2 separate regions of the Homo sapiens genome follow, and region 1 is linked to region 2. Evidence: read pairs that join two places in POLR2A ChIA-PET (ENCODE). Cell type or tissue: PC-3. All regions are shown on one strand. Each heading gives the region's core, and the rest is flanking DNA. Links, peaks and the distances in the headings are about the cores only.

Region 1 (6,465 bases), core at 1,435-5,434, 430 kb before region 2:
ATTAAGTAGTGACTGATTAAGAAAATTAAAACTTTTTCACAGTCATTTTTATCATCATCATCATCACCTATAAATGTACTTTTTTATAAATATGTTTTGGTGTGTGTCCTAAAATCCTTTCTGGCTCTGGAAAGGATATTCTTCGCAGGGCCAGAAAGGAATATCTATATCTATATCTATATCTATATCTATTTCTATATCTATATCTATATCTATATCTGTATCTATTTGAGTTTCTAGATATATATCTATATCTCTGAGCTTATAGATATACAGAGATATATAGTTATATAGATATGGATATATGTAGTTAAACATCTCTAATTTAAACCAGTCTCCTAGAGTAATGCAACATATACAATCCACCTTATTTGGGATCAGTAAGGGGCCAATCTGTGTCTTACTCATCTTAGTGTTGCCAAGAGCCAAAATCTGGACTCAGTAAAGGTTTGTGTTGAATAATTATGATAATGTTAAAGTGTTAGAATGTTACATTGTGTGATATGTTACCAACTTATTAAGAATCTGAGTTCTGATGAATTAGATGTTTATACGTTCTGTATATCTGCCAATGAAGTAGTTAAATCACCTTTATTTATCAGATGGAAAGTGCCTTGAAAGTTTGGCATTCTACGATTTGGCATAGTCTATGAAGCAAGTAAACACCAAAATCAACACATTTCCTGTGTAATCAAAAGTTCCTATACATTACTAGCAATTCTAAATTGTTTTGCTAATTGCACAGAAAGTCTACTAATGCCCAAAACATCAAGAACATACTAACAATCAAATAATAGTAAAAGTAATAGATTGTAAATACTTAAGTGGGAGAAAATTTTGCATGCTTTCCCTGCTAGAGACCAGAAAACATAAGTTTCATATCCTTTTACAAATGAAAGAGCATCCTACTTCTGTTTATGTTAACAGCTGGAGCTACCATTAATTTTATTTTGTTGTTCTCATACTCTTTATAGCTTGAGGCAATAATTCACTCAACTTGTGAAATAGTTACATCACCAATTTTGATGCTCGGTATGTTTTCATGTGTATTTGGTGAATTTCTTTTAAATTATTAAGCATTTTTTTTCTGCATTATGTGGGATAGAGGTAGTTTCAGTATTAAATAATCTAAATTCAGTGTAAGTCATAAACATAGCATTAAAACTTTTTTGATCTTTCTTATGGGATTGCTGTATTGTTATTTTTAAAGCTGTCACATAATTAGTAATTCTATAGCAGTTTTCTTATTCTAGAATGACAGAGTTTAGAAGTAGTCCACTGGTAAAATTTTTATATATTTAAAAATATAAATCGTAATGATCAGTATTTCAAATTTGCTACATTGTATTTAATTCTGGCTTTACCATAAAGCTATCTAATTTTTTCACATTCTAATGATTTATTAATATATAGCTGACAAGATCGAAACCTATTCAATGATTATGCGTGTGTTGTATCATTTAACTTAGTATTTAAATGCTCATTGTTCTGAGCTGCAGCACAAGCAATCAATCATATATTGCTTAATTTGGAATAGAATTTGTTGAGGGATGTCACTTTTCTGGCTATCCCCGCCTCTAAAATAGTTACAATTAAGAATTTTATAAAGTTGATCATAAGTTTCACAATTCATGTATTTTCAGTAGCATATTCGTAAAGTTAAATTGGCATCAGTTTGGTAAAATGGCAGCATGCATTAAACTGTATTTGTGGATAAGTCTTTTTCATAAGACACAGGAAACTATAAGCATTAGGGCAAGTAAAACTTTAAAAATAAAAACATGTAACTCAAATATGTAATTCTGTAATTCTTGCTTCATTCTTTTATTTCTTCCATTTAACAAAGCAAAACATTTTATCTCAGTCTGCCACATTCTAATCTTTTATTTTACTGACACTGTTTTGTGGGAGAGTATAAGAAGTTGATTAATATACCTGAGACAGACAGGATAAATCTCTATTGTGGTATCTGATGTAGAAGGGGCAACCGACTTCTGAGAGAGGCCATCTAAGGAAATGTGTTTTCTGGATCTGAGACATCAAAATTATCTGGGGTTTTATTATAAAGTAAGAAATCTATGCCCATCACTCAAGATTTGATTTAGTACAACTGAGTTGCACCTGGATATTAATCTTTGTTTACACACAGGTAATGTTAAGCATGCTAAAGTTTTGAAAAACACTGATACATTAATTCTTCATTTTTTTCTCGATTCTTTATCATATTGAATACCTAGAAATCAGCATTAACCTCATTCACAGTTTAATACTACAATATAACCATGAAGTGCATTTCTGTATATTGTACAAAACAAACTGTTCAGGACATTGTACATTATATTTCTCAATGATCTTTACATGCCAATTCATATCAAACATTCTTTTAGAACTATAAAAGAAACAAGAAGGTTTCTTGAAATAATGAATCTTTTTAATGTAAGAAGAAACATGCAATCAGCATCTTCATCTCTTTTTGCTTCGACAGTATGGAACTGTGGTAGGCAACCTCTAATATCCCTGCTTCTTGGTTACATACCCTTTGGAATACCCCTGCCTTGAGTATCAGTTGGATTACTACTTGCCTCTGACTAATAGAATACAGAATGATTGATTGAATGTCACTTCTGAGATTAAGTTTTGAAAAGACTGTGACTTTCATCATGGGTGATCTCTCTCACTTGTTCCAAGGGAAGTCAAGTGTATGTTGTAAAGTACCCTCTGGATAGGCCTACATGGCAAGGATTTGAAGAAAGCCTCTGGTTAGCAGCTAGTGAGGAACTGAGATGCTGTTTCCAATAGCCTGCAAAGAACTGAATCTTGCCAACAAGCATGTGAGTGGGCTTAGAAGCAGAATCAAACTCAGTCATGCTTCATATAAGACCACAGCTTCCAACAATTCCCCAACTGCAACTTCATGAGAAACCTTGATCCAGAAGCTCCCAGCTATACCAACCCCCAATTTCTAACCAACAGAAAATGTGAAATAACTTGTTTGATGTTTTAAGTTGTAAAGTTTTAGAATAATTTGTTATGTAGCAATAGATAACAATACAGAAACCAAGAGCTTCATTAATCACCTCACCTCAGATTCTCATATCAAAATTTTTCTTATGTGATCACTAATCTTTCTTCTTATATAATTTTATTTATCACAGGTGAGTTTTATATTAAATTACTTCAAATCCTTTTTAAAAATCAGATGGTTATTAATAGTAAAAAATTTCACAGATAACTCATAACTCTTTGTGCCTAGTAAATCAGGCCTCCCCTAGACCATCTTTGTCATTTAATCCAAATTGAAACTGCAAACTCATTTATATTTGATCTGATAATTAATCAAACTCTTTCTCAGCAGAATTACCTTTCTAGTACTTAGATCAAAATCATTGCATCACAGAATACTAGCACTGGAATGTATCTTAAATATTCTGGAGATCAGCCCTTTTGTTTTATGGATGAGTAATCTTAGATCTAAAAAAAGAAGAAGAAAAAAAAGATACAGCAAATTACCCAAGATGGAGCTGTTGCTTGAACTGAGATCTGATGACTCTTTTCCAGTGCTCATTTGATTCCTTGATCATAAATTTACTGGGTGGTTGAAGATGCTAAGAAGTGTTTTGAGAGATGGGTGATATGTAGCCCAGGTCTTGAACATTTTCATGTATAAATTCCAAAATGGGATAGTTCATTTGTACTAATATTTCAAAACTGCTATCAAATTTCTCATGGCTCTGTATACTATAGAGGAATGTTACAAAAAACATTGAGATTAGAGAAAAACCACGTCCCTAAAAGGTAAACTTATCTGTGACTATTTCTTACTACTAAATAACATTTTATCGAGTCCCTAGTGTCTTCCTTTTCTATGATGACATCACAAAGTTGTTGTACTACCAATGTTCAAAAGCAAAACATTGGTGGTGTTCATTAGTAACATAATTCAGATTGTATTGTGGATCTATTGTGTATAGATGGGAGTTTGGCTCATTTCTAAGTGAACAAACAAAATGAAGATTAAGACAGAGGCACTAAAGTTCCCTGCCTAAAGAGCCAGGTCTTTAATAGTTGACTAGGTGCAAGACTCAGAATTAACTATTTCATGTCAGTGTTATTATGAATGAAGATTTAACAACATAATGTGTACTTTAGAAAGTATCAGTTGCTTTCCAGCATTAAGTAACATATTTCTTATTTATATCAATTATCTCTTTTCGAAAGAGAGAAGTTGGTTTTTTTTTTTTTTTTTTTTTTTGGCCTGAGATAAAATAATTTCCTTTATCTCCCACTTGATTTTACAAGTGCTGACTAGCTCTTGCTAGTTTTATGTAATTGCATGGAAAGTTCTGGAATACCTCTCTGGTTGCACTTGGTGGTGAAGTTATTACACAAATAAATGCCAGGAAGTCAGTTATTTGCTTTCCTATTACTATGCACTGTTGGAGGCATTACTATCGTCTCTTGTTTAAATAAATTTCACCATGTCTTCACACCCCCAGGCCTAAATTAAATCAAAGTAGTTTTAGAGCTCAAGGACAGAATAAGTCACTATGGGAAAGTGGGACAAAGGAAATCAAGCACGCCAGATGGAAAGTTCAGACTGGCCAGTATCTTTAAAATGTCAGTGCTGTATAAAAAGGCTTTATAAGCCATCAGTCAACGATGGCTCTAGAAACAGGCCAGTGGCTACAGAAATTAGGCTTTTTTCACTAAGCCTTGAAAATTTATTTTCAAAGTGGGTTGAATTTTAGGTCATTTGTGCGGGTATATCTAATGAAGAGAAAAACAAAGTGATGGAGAAGGAATTTCTAATAAGATCTTAGTATTCATTAGAAATATAACCTCTTGCTTTCATAATTAATAGGATCTGAAGTTAATTTAATAAAAATTTGACTTATATACTAAAACAGGCAAGATTTGAACCTGGCTTTATTAAGTTTTTATTTTAGTTTACATGTTTGTTTCAAACAAGATTAAAAATTAAGAATTAAAAATTGATGTTTGTCTGGATTTTTACAACCAATTATTAGATCTATGGCAGGTATCCAGCCATTTAAAAATAACAGTGTAAAGCAAAGCCTCTAATTTTAAAGAAGAAAAGGAATCCGAAAGAGGGATGGCTATAGCAACCTTGATGATAAAGGAAAATTTGTGCAGAAAAGCCTGCAGTAAACAGATTTTCTTAGACTTAAGGCATGTCCTTAGTTTATCATACTCAGAAAAAAAAAAAAAGATCTCCTTAGTTGTGTAGCTATTTCATCTTAACTGAATTCACAGTAGCTAAAATATGCATGTAACAGTATTAGCTAAATTTATAGGCTAGGCACGGTGGCTCACACCTGTAATCCCAGGAGTTTGGGAGACCCAGGCAGGCGGATCACCTCACCTGAGGTCAGGAGTTCAAGACCAGCCTGGCCAACATGGTGATATACCGTCTCTACTAAAAATACAAAAATTATCCTGGCATGGTGACGGGTGCCTGTAATCCCAGCTACTTGGAAGGCTGAGACAGGAGAATTGCTTGAATCCCGGGAGACAGAGGTCGCCATGAGCCAAGACAGTGCCATTGCACTCCAGCCTGGGCAACAAGAGCAAAATTCCATCTCAAAAAACAATTATAGAGCACTCTATACACACCAGACACTTGTGCAAACTCATGATCATATATTTAACTGTTAAAATAGTCCTTTGAGGTAGATACTAGTAATGAGGAAATCATGATAAACAATCTGTATTAACAAATCCCTGCTTTATATCATTATCCCTACTCCAAGATTTCTAATATTGTTGAAACATTCAAAATATGGATTGTGTGGTGGGTTAGTGCACAGACTGTGGGGTTACCTACTTGGTTTCAAATACTGGCTCTGTCACGTTCTAGCTATGGCACTTTAGATAATTTGATCTCTTCCTACTTTTGAGTTTCTTCATGTATAAAACGAACTCTAAAAGGACTATTCTGAGGATTAAATGAGATAGAAGCTGTAAAACTATCTGTAACAGAACCTAGCACATAGTATGAATGTCATAATTGTCAGCTGTTTTTATTATTTCGATTTCCTTTAGGATTCCCAGGCAAGAAATGCACAATTGTAACATTTGTAACATTTGGTTAATATATTTAACTACACAAGTTAAGTATTAGAAGATATTTTTTAAAATATACATTTTCTGCCTTCAAGTGTCATATAATTCAAATAGAGATTATAAAGAATCACATATGCAATGTATTGTATTTGCAATGCTTTCTGCAATACTGTAGCACAAATAAAATATAATTTTATCTAAATTGTGTTCATCAGAGATTTTAATCAGAATGTAGTTGATTTTTTAGAGATTGGCTTTAAGAATAACTTTATTTTAATAGTTTATATACATATATATATATCACATAGAGATCGTCAGAAGGTTAGAAACAAAAAAGTGTGAAGAGTAAAGTAAACATTACCCATAAATTAACAATCCAGA
Region 2 (6,465 bases), core at 1,352-5,351:
CTCTGTCTGCTGGAAACGTGTCAGGTAATTAACTTTCTTTCCCTGACACTGCTCATTGAGTAATGAGCAGTGACACCACCTATATATTTACAAAGATTGTGACTTATATACGTGCATACCCCTCCATATGATTATTGAATACCCTCGCTGCTTCCTTTTGGGTACAGGGCCTCCCGAAAGCCTTTCTGAAGCTTCTTTTTTTTTCCACCTTCCGTTCTCTTTAATTCCTCAGGCCATTATTTGCTAACATTTACAAAAGTATCTGCAGTAAATTTGTTAAGGAAATGGAGAATCCAACTAAGCTACACTACAGATTTCTTTACTACAAAACTATTAGACTTATTATTATTGTAATGTGTTTTCAAGTCTCTAAAAGCACTACAGTCTGTAAAATCTCCCAAATGTATCTAACCACGGAGTCATTTTTGAGGAATATCTGGAATTACTACTACACAGTCAAACCTACTGTGGGATTGCTGGCATGAAATATCTGGCCTTCCTGCTACGAATCCTTCTCCAGTTTTATGCCCCAACATAGAAATGTATGGTTTGTACCTCAGCTTTTGCAGATTTTGTAGCTTAAGATGTGTAAAAAGTAATACAGAAAGTAGGAAAGGGCAGGGCTGATTAGATCACATGGTGATGGCAAAGTATACACCTGCAGGTGCACCTGCTTATGAGTCAGCAGGAAACAAAACAGCCAGCAACAAAAAATAATCTGGTTGATTGTTTAACAATTGAAGTTGTAATTAGATTTATAATTGAATTTTTGGTATAGTCTAGAGTCTGGAAAATCAGTGTATCCCAACTAATCTTTTCCTCAGCATGATCTGTTCCAGTTCATTGCTAACCATGTTCAAAAGTCTGTGTTTTTTAAACACAAATTTGAACAAACCTCTTAAACAGCCTTCTCTAACCAGTCCCTTGGGTGATTTTTCCATTTCAGTGACAGAATAGAAAATGCAATTTTATCTTGGAAAAAAATGATAAAGTGACAGTTTTTATGATAATACAGATACGCACATTTTCAAGCAATAGGCTGAAAAGATAATGTGCTTTAGGCAATTATTTCTAGAATACATCTCATTGAAATTTTTCACCTGCTCCACAAACACACTTAAGTTGTTACCATGGTATCTCTTTGAAAGTCTCTGTCATTTCAATATTCCAAGAAATTGGAATTACAATTCTTATGTAATTGGAATTACATAAGACAATTACATATTGTCTTATGTAATTACTGATAGCAACCCCTTTTACTCTCAAAAGAGTCTTGGTTGGTCTGTGTATTAGGTGGTAAGGTGGTATTAGGTCTAGGTGGTATGGTGGTCCTATTTAGAGTCAGACTAAGATTTCTTGATATATTTGACCATGGAATCCATGTGATATTCAGTCAAGAGGTGTTCTTGGCTGAGTTATCTTTTCAAAATTAATATGTTCAGTAAACTCTAGCCCCTCAGAATAGGATTGTATTTGGAGATAGTCTTTTAAAAGCCAATGAAGTTGAAATGAAGGCATTGGGGCATTTCCCAATCAACCATGACTGGTGTTCTAATAAAAAGAGATTAGGATACAGACAGACTTGGGGGGGCCATGTGAAGCACGAACAAAATATGGTTATCTACAAGGCCAGGAGAGAGCCCCAGAAAGAAACCACCCCTGCCAATACCTTCATCTTGAACTTATAGCCTCCAGAATTTTGAAGACATAAATTTCTATTGTTTTAAGCATCTCACTCAGTATTGTTCTGTTATGGCAACCCTAGCAAACTAATACAAAAACAAACAAACAAACAGCTTCTTTGACTTTATCATATAAAGTACAGAAGAAAGATTTACAATTTTTCAGCATGCTCCTATTTTCACCATCTTCTAGAAGAAAAACAAAGAAATGCTGACTGTAGCAACTATTAGATGTTTCACTAGTCTCTGTTCCTGATTAGGTGTAAGTAACCTGTTTTGGTTAATGCTTTGATATTCATTTGGACAAGTTAGTATAACGAGTAAGAGCCTAGCAAACTACGATGAGAGTGGTGTATGGAAACCCTGCCTAATAATTCAGTTCTGTTCTTCTCCTTCACAGAACAAACTGAACTTTCACAGCTTTTACACTAGTAAAGCAATTAATGAGTTTTTAGATACACCAAGCTATGTCAGGAGTGTGGTTCTGGTATGGAAGACTAAATTGTCATGCTTTAGGAAGTCGTGGGAATCTGAGAGTGAAGGTACAGGAGGAAGAGATTTATTTTAAAAAGAGAGAGCTGGGAGTGAAATCGCTGGTGTTTAGCTGACCCTAAGAGAGGATATGGCCTAAATGAAAATCCATGCGATGGGAAGAATCTGATCCATTTTAAGCATTGTGATGGTTCATATTCGATTTTAAATTGTTACCTCTTTTGTGAGTGATCCCAAACCTTTTTTTAAAAGCCTACTGAAGACAATGGGTCTATATTAAGATGCTGCAGGGCGGTATAAAAAGGCCAAGATTTGCATGAGAATAAGGAGATAGGAGTTGGGGACAACTTTGCCATTGGTTCTGCGTAGGTCCCCGTCCCTGTGAGGAAATTATTAAACATTTATCAGGACCCCAGTTTTATAGCAACAGAGGCACCAGGAAGGTTGTCAATTTAGGAGCAGCAGAGAATTATAAAAATACAAAAACCAAAAAAAAAAAAAAAAAAAACACCACAAACACACACACACACACACACACACACACACACACACACACAAACAAACAAAACACCAGGAACTGAGTTCCAGAACTGATGTGAAGAGTTTAGGAACTCTGGCAAAACCACCCACTAAAGTGTGAGCAGGAGTGCAAGAGTTCCTTGAGTTTCCCTGAAATAAAGTTAGGATTGGTACTATCCTTTGGCTGGGGCTGAGCCTCTTGGGCACCTCTCAAGTCAAGTGAGGTGAAGAAGGAGGCGAGTTCAAGAAAGTGAGTGACTCATCACTTGAGCTGCAGGACTAGCAATGCTGCACAGAAGGGAGGGAAGGCAGCAAAGTAACAGCATTGGTGTTGTACAGAGTTGAAGAGCAGCAATTAGAAACAGGGCAGGAGGAGTTTGAAAGCGTCACTGAAACAAAGCCTCCAGTGCAGCCTCTGGCAATACAGCAGAACCCTGAAGGAGTGGGGAACAACTGCGGCAGGCACACTGTGCTGGCACGCAGTTCAAAGCCATTCTTCAGCAGACTTGAGGAGGATAAAGTTAAATCTTGGATTTAATATTGCAAATAGTGACAGTCACATCAAACATTGTCTAGAATCACTAATCGAAAGATAGAGAGCCTGTGTGAAATAAGTAGGTTGGACAGGAGGATCCTGCTTTAGGTATCTTCTAGCTTGGAATTGTTAGGTTCCATCGGCTGAGTGCCATGTGAAAAGTTTCAAAGGTCCTACGTTGTTTGTTTTTCCTCTCTTTTTAACTCCACTGCTGTGTGCCAATAATGATTCACAATTTGAGATTTCTATCACTGGAAGGGATCTTAGAGGTTATAAATACAATCTGTTCTGTATAAAAATAAAGAAATACAAGTCTCATCTCTTTAATTCCACAATGAAATACCTGAGTTCATGAATGATGTCTTATATTTGTCTTTAATTCTTTGTGCATCTAGCTTGATAATGAGGACATACTAGTCCTGAGCAAAAGAATGAATATGAGAATGGGCACAGAATATAAGTGGTGTTCATTACATAAAGTGCTGACGGCTTTGAGAAATGTGCCCTCTTCCCAGAAAACTACATGTAACATACTTTTAAAATTGCCTATAATTTCAGAGGACTCATGGATACCCTAGACAAAATATCTTTTGATATACCCCTTTCAGACCTTATCCATTACCTATCTGGATAGACACTATGTTCAGAGATAAAAGAAGTAAAATATAATTCTGGGGATGAATTTCTCTTGTGTAAAAAGGCTCAAAACTAATAAGGAAATGTGTTAAAATCTGCACACTGAGATGATATTTCAGGAAAGAGTTGTACCATTTTCTAAAAGAGATATAACCTCAACACATCATTATTTAAAAGTCTGTAATTTAGTTACATTGATAATTATTTTTAGGATTTTGAGAGTTTCATGGGTGTGGCATATGATATTCACTGTTACTACTAACTCTCTAATCAGTTTATTTTCTCTTCCCTGAGCCAAGAACTAAACAGGATAGGAACCATTTTGGTAAATTTAGCTCAAAAATTTATATTTTCACTTAGCAGGTTGTATAAGTCATAGAAGAAATGTTACAAATTTTCTCTTGTTAAGTATAAGGAATGCTACAAATTTATAAATGTTCGATAACTATGATATAATTAGGATGGCTATAAAATCACATCTGAATATAATGGGATATTGGTGAAATATGGCTGTCTTTTCCTAGATCATACTTTTTAGTGCCCAGGATGACCAGATGATTCATATCAGGATGGAAAACAAGGACAGAGATAAGTGAGATGTATGATATCTCTAAATTTGCACTCTATTTACAGCTGACAGATGGGATAGGAGCCCTCGATTGCTGGGATAATGCCCACTGGTACCTCCTGACACTTCTCTACTAGAGGAATGTCTATGGGACCTAGATCAAGTTGGACAGCTCCTTGTCCCCTTCTCAGTTCTACAAAGAGAAGGCAGTTCTCAGCAGGGAGTGTTGGGAGTAGCTTTGTGGCAGCATGGCTTCTTCAACTGGCCCTAGAGTTATGAAAGCAAGCCCCTGCCACAGTTAAGATGCTCATCATCAATTATTTGGTAAGGATACAGATGCAATTAACATGATCATGGCTTCTTTCTTTCCTCATGATGTGTATCTGCTCCTTAAGAATGACTTCCTTTGTTTGATCAATAAGCATTTCTCAAATGACCATAAGAGAAGCACAAGGAGACAAAACAAAGAGTCCCTCTATTGGAGAAGCCAAAGATCCAGAAGGACAGAGATACATAGTGTTAACAGTGAGTTCAGAATAGAAGAATAAGATGTTACAGGAATGAGATTCGGCTGAGGTGGACATCTTCCTTAGCCTAGAAAATCCATTTCCAAGAAAGTGTGACTTCAACTAAGGTTTTTTTTTTTAATGAGATATGATTCACATACCATAAAATTCACCATTTTAAATACTGTTTTTTGTAGCGTATTCACAGAGTTCTGCAAAAATCATCACTAATTCAACCTATTTTCATCACTCCCAAAAGAAACTCTGTACGCATTAGCAGTTGTTCCCCATTCTCTCCTCCCTCCAGCCCCTGGCAACTACTAATCACTGCTTTCTATAAATTCCCATACTCTGGATGTTTTCTATAAATGGAATCATACAATGTGTGGTTTTTCATGACTAACATATTTTATGTAGCATAATACTTTTAAGATTCATTCATGTTGTAGCAGGTATCAGTACTTTATTTCTTTGCATGGCTGAATACTATCCCATTGTGTTGATACACCACGTATTGTTTATCCATTTATCAGCTGATGGACATTTGGTCTTTTTTCACTTTTTGGCTGTTACAAATAATCTTATTACAAATATTCACATATACGTTTTTGTGTGAACATATTATGCTTCTGATTCTCTTGGGCATGTACCTAAGAGTAGAATTGCTGGGTCATGTGGTAACTTTGTATTTAGTTGTTTGAAGAACTGACAAACTGTTTTCTATAGAGGATGCACTGTTTAAAATTCCCACCAGCAATATATATGAGATGTCCAAGTTTTCTATATCCTTTCTGTCACTTGTTATTTTTCTGTTGTGGTTTGTTATTTTTTAAAATTATAATAATCCCAGTATGACCCATTGTGATTTTTATTTTGTTGCCTATGCCAACATCATAGACATTTACACCTATGTTTCCTTCTAAGAGTTTTGTAGTTTTAGCTCTCACATTTAGGTCATTTTGAATTAATTTTTGTATATGGTATGATGTAGGAGTCCAACTTTATTCTTTTGCATGTGGATAGCAAGTTGTCTCAGTACTGTTTGTTGAAAGATTATTCTTTTCCCATTGACTCTCTTGGCATTTTGTTGAAAATTATGCCAATTAAGCATAGATGTATGGGTTAATTTATGTATTATTTCTATTCATATTGATCTATATGTCTGTCCTTATACCAGTAATACACTGTCTAGGTTACTATAATTTTGTAGTAAGTTTTAAAATTGCTAAGAATGAGTTCTACAACTTTGTTCTTGTTTTGATAATTCTTGGTCTCTTACATTTGCATATGAAGCATCTACTGTTTTAAAAGTCTTTGATGAAATGCTTTTAAAAAGAAGTGTCAGAAAAAAATATATATGAAGTCTATACATGTGATAGGTTTCAGATAAGAAGCTACACAATCACAAGCACTGAGATAAAAGGAGCAGGTACTTTGTGATTACTTGTGGGTGGAAAGTAGGATGGGGAGTTATGTGAGATAAGGATAAAATAATAAGCTGAGTCAGACCACAAAGCATCTGATCCT

What was found. Peaks named below come from ENCODE experiments on the same cell type or tissue, not always from the same donor. Only the 100,000 strongest peaks of a DNase experiment are listed, where the experiment ranks them.
Region 1: POLR2A ChIA-PET joins it to region 2 with 5 read pairs; 1 of 35 experiments calls an interaction of 5 or more read pairs at or near these places.

Annotation. Positions count from the first base shown.
Region 1 is chr3:174,903,793-174,910,257 of GRCh38, forward strand. The region is part of intron 1 of NAALADL2 (N-acetylated alpha-linked acidic dipeptidase like 2); the gene reads left to right. Among named protein-coding and RNA genes, the nearest start is that of NAALADL2, 48 kb to the left of the region's middle. In PC-3, for the core only: no CTCF peak of the experiment used is centred there; no DNase peak of the experiment used is centred there; H3K27ac peaks cover 267 bases.
Region 2 is chr3:175,335,933-175,342,397 of GRCh38, forward strand. All of the region lies in intron 5 of NAALADL2 (N-acetylated alpha-linked acidic dipeptidase like 2), which reads left to right. Among named protein-coding and RNA genes, the nearest start is that of MIR4789, 30 kb to the right of the region's middle. In PC-3, for the core only: no CTCF peak of the experiment used is centred there; a DNase peak (open chromatin) is centred at 2,959; H3K4me3 peaks cover 425 bases; H3K27ac peaks cover 1,218 bases.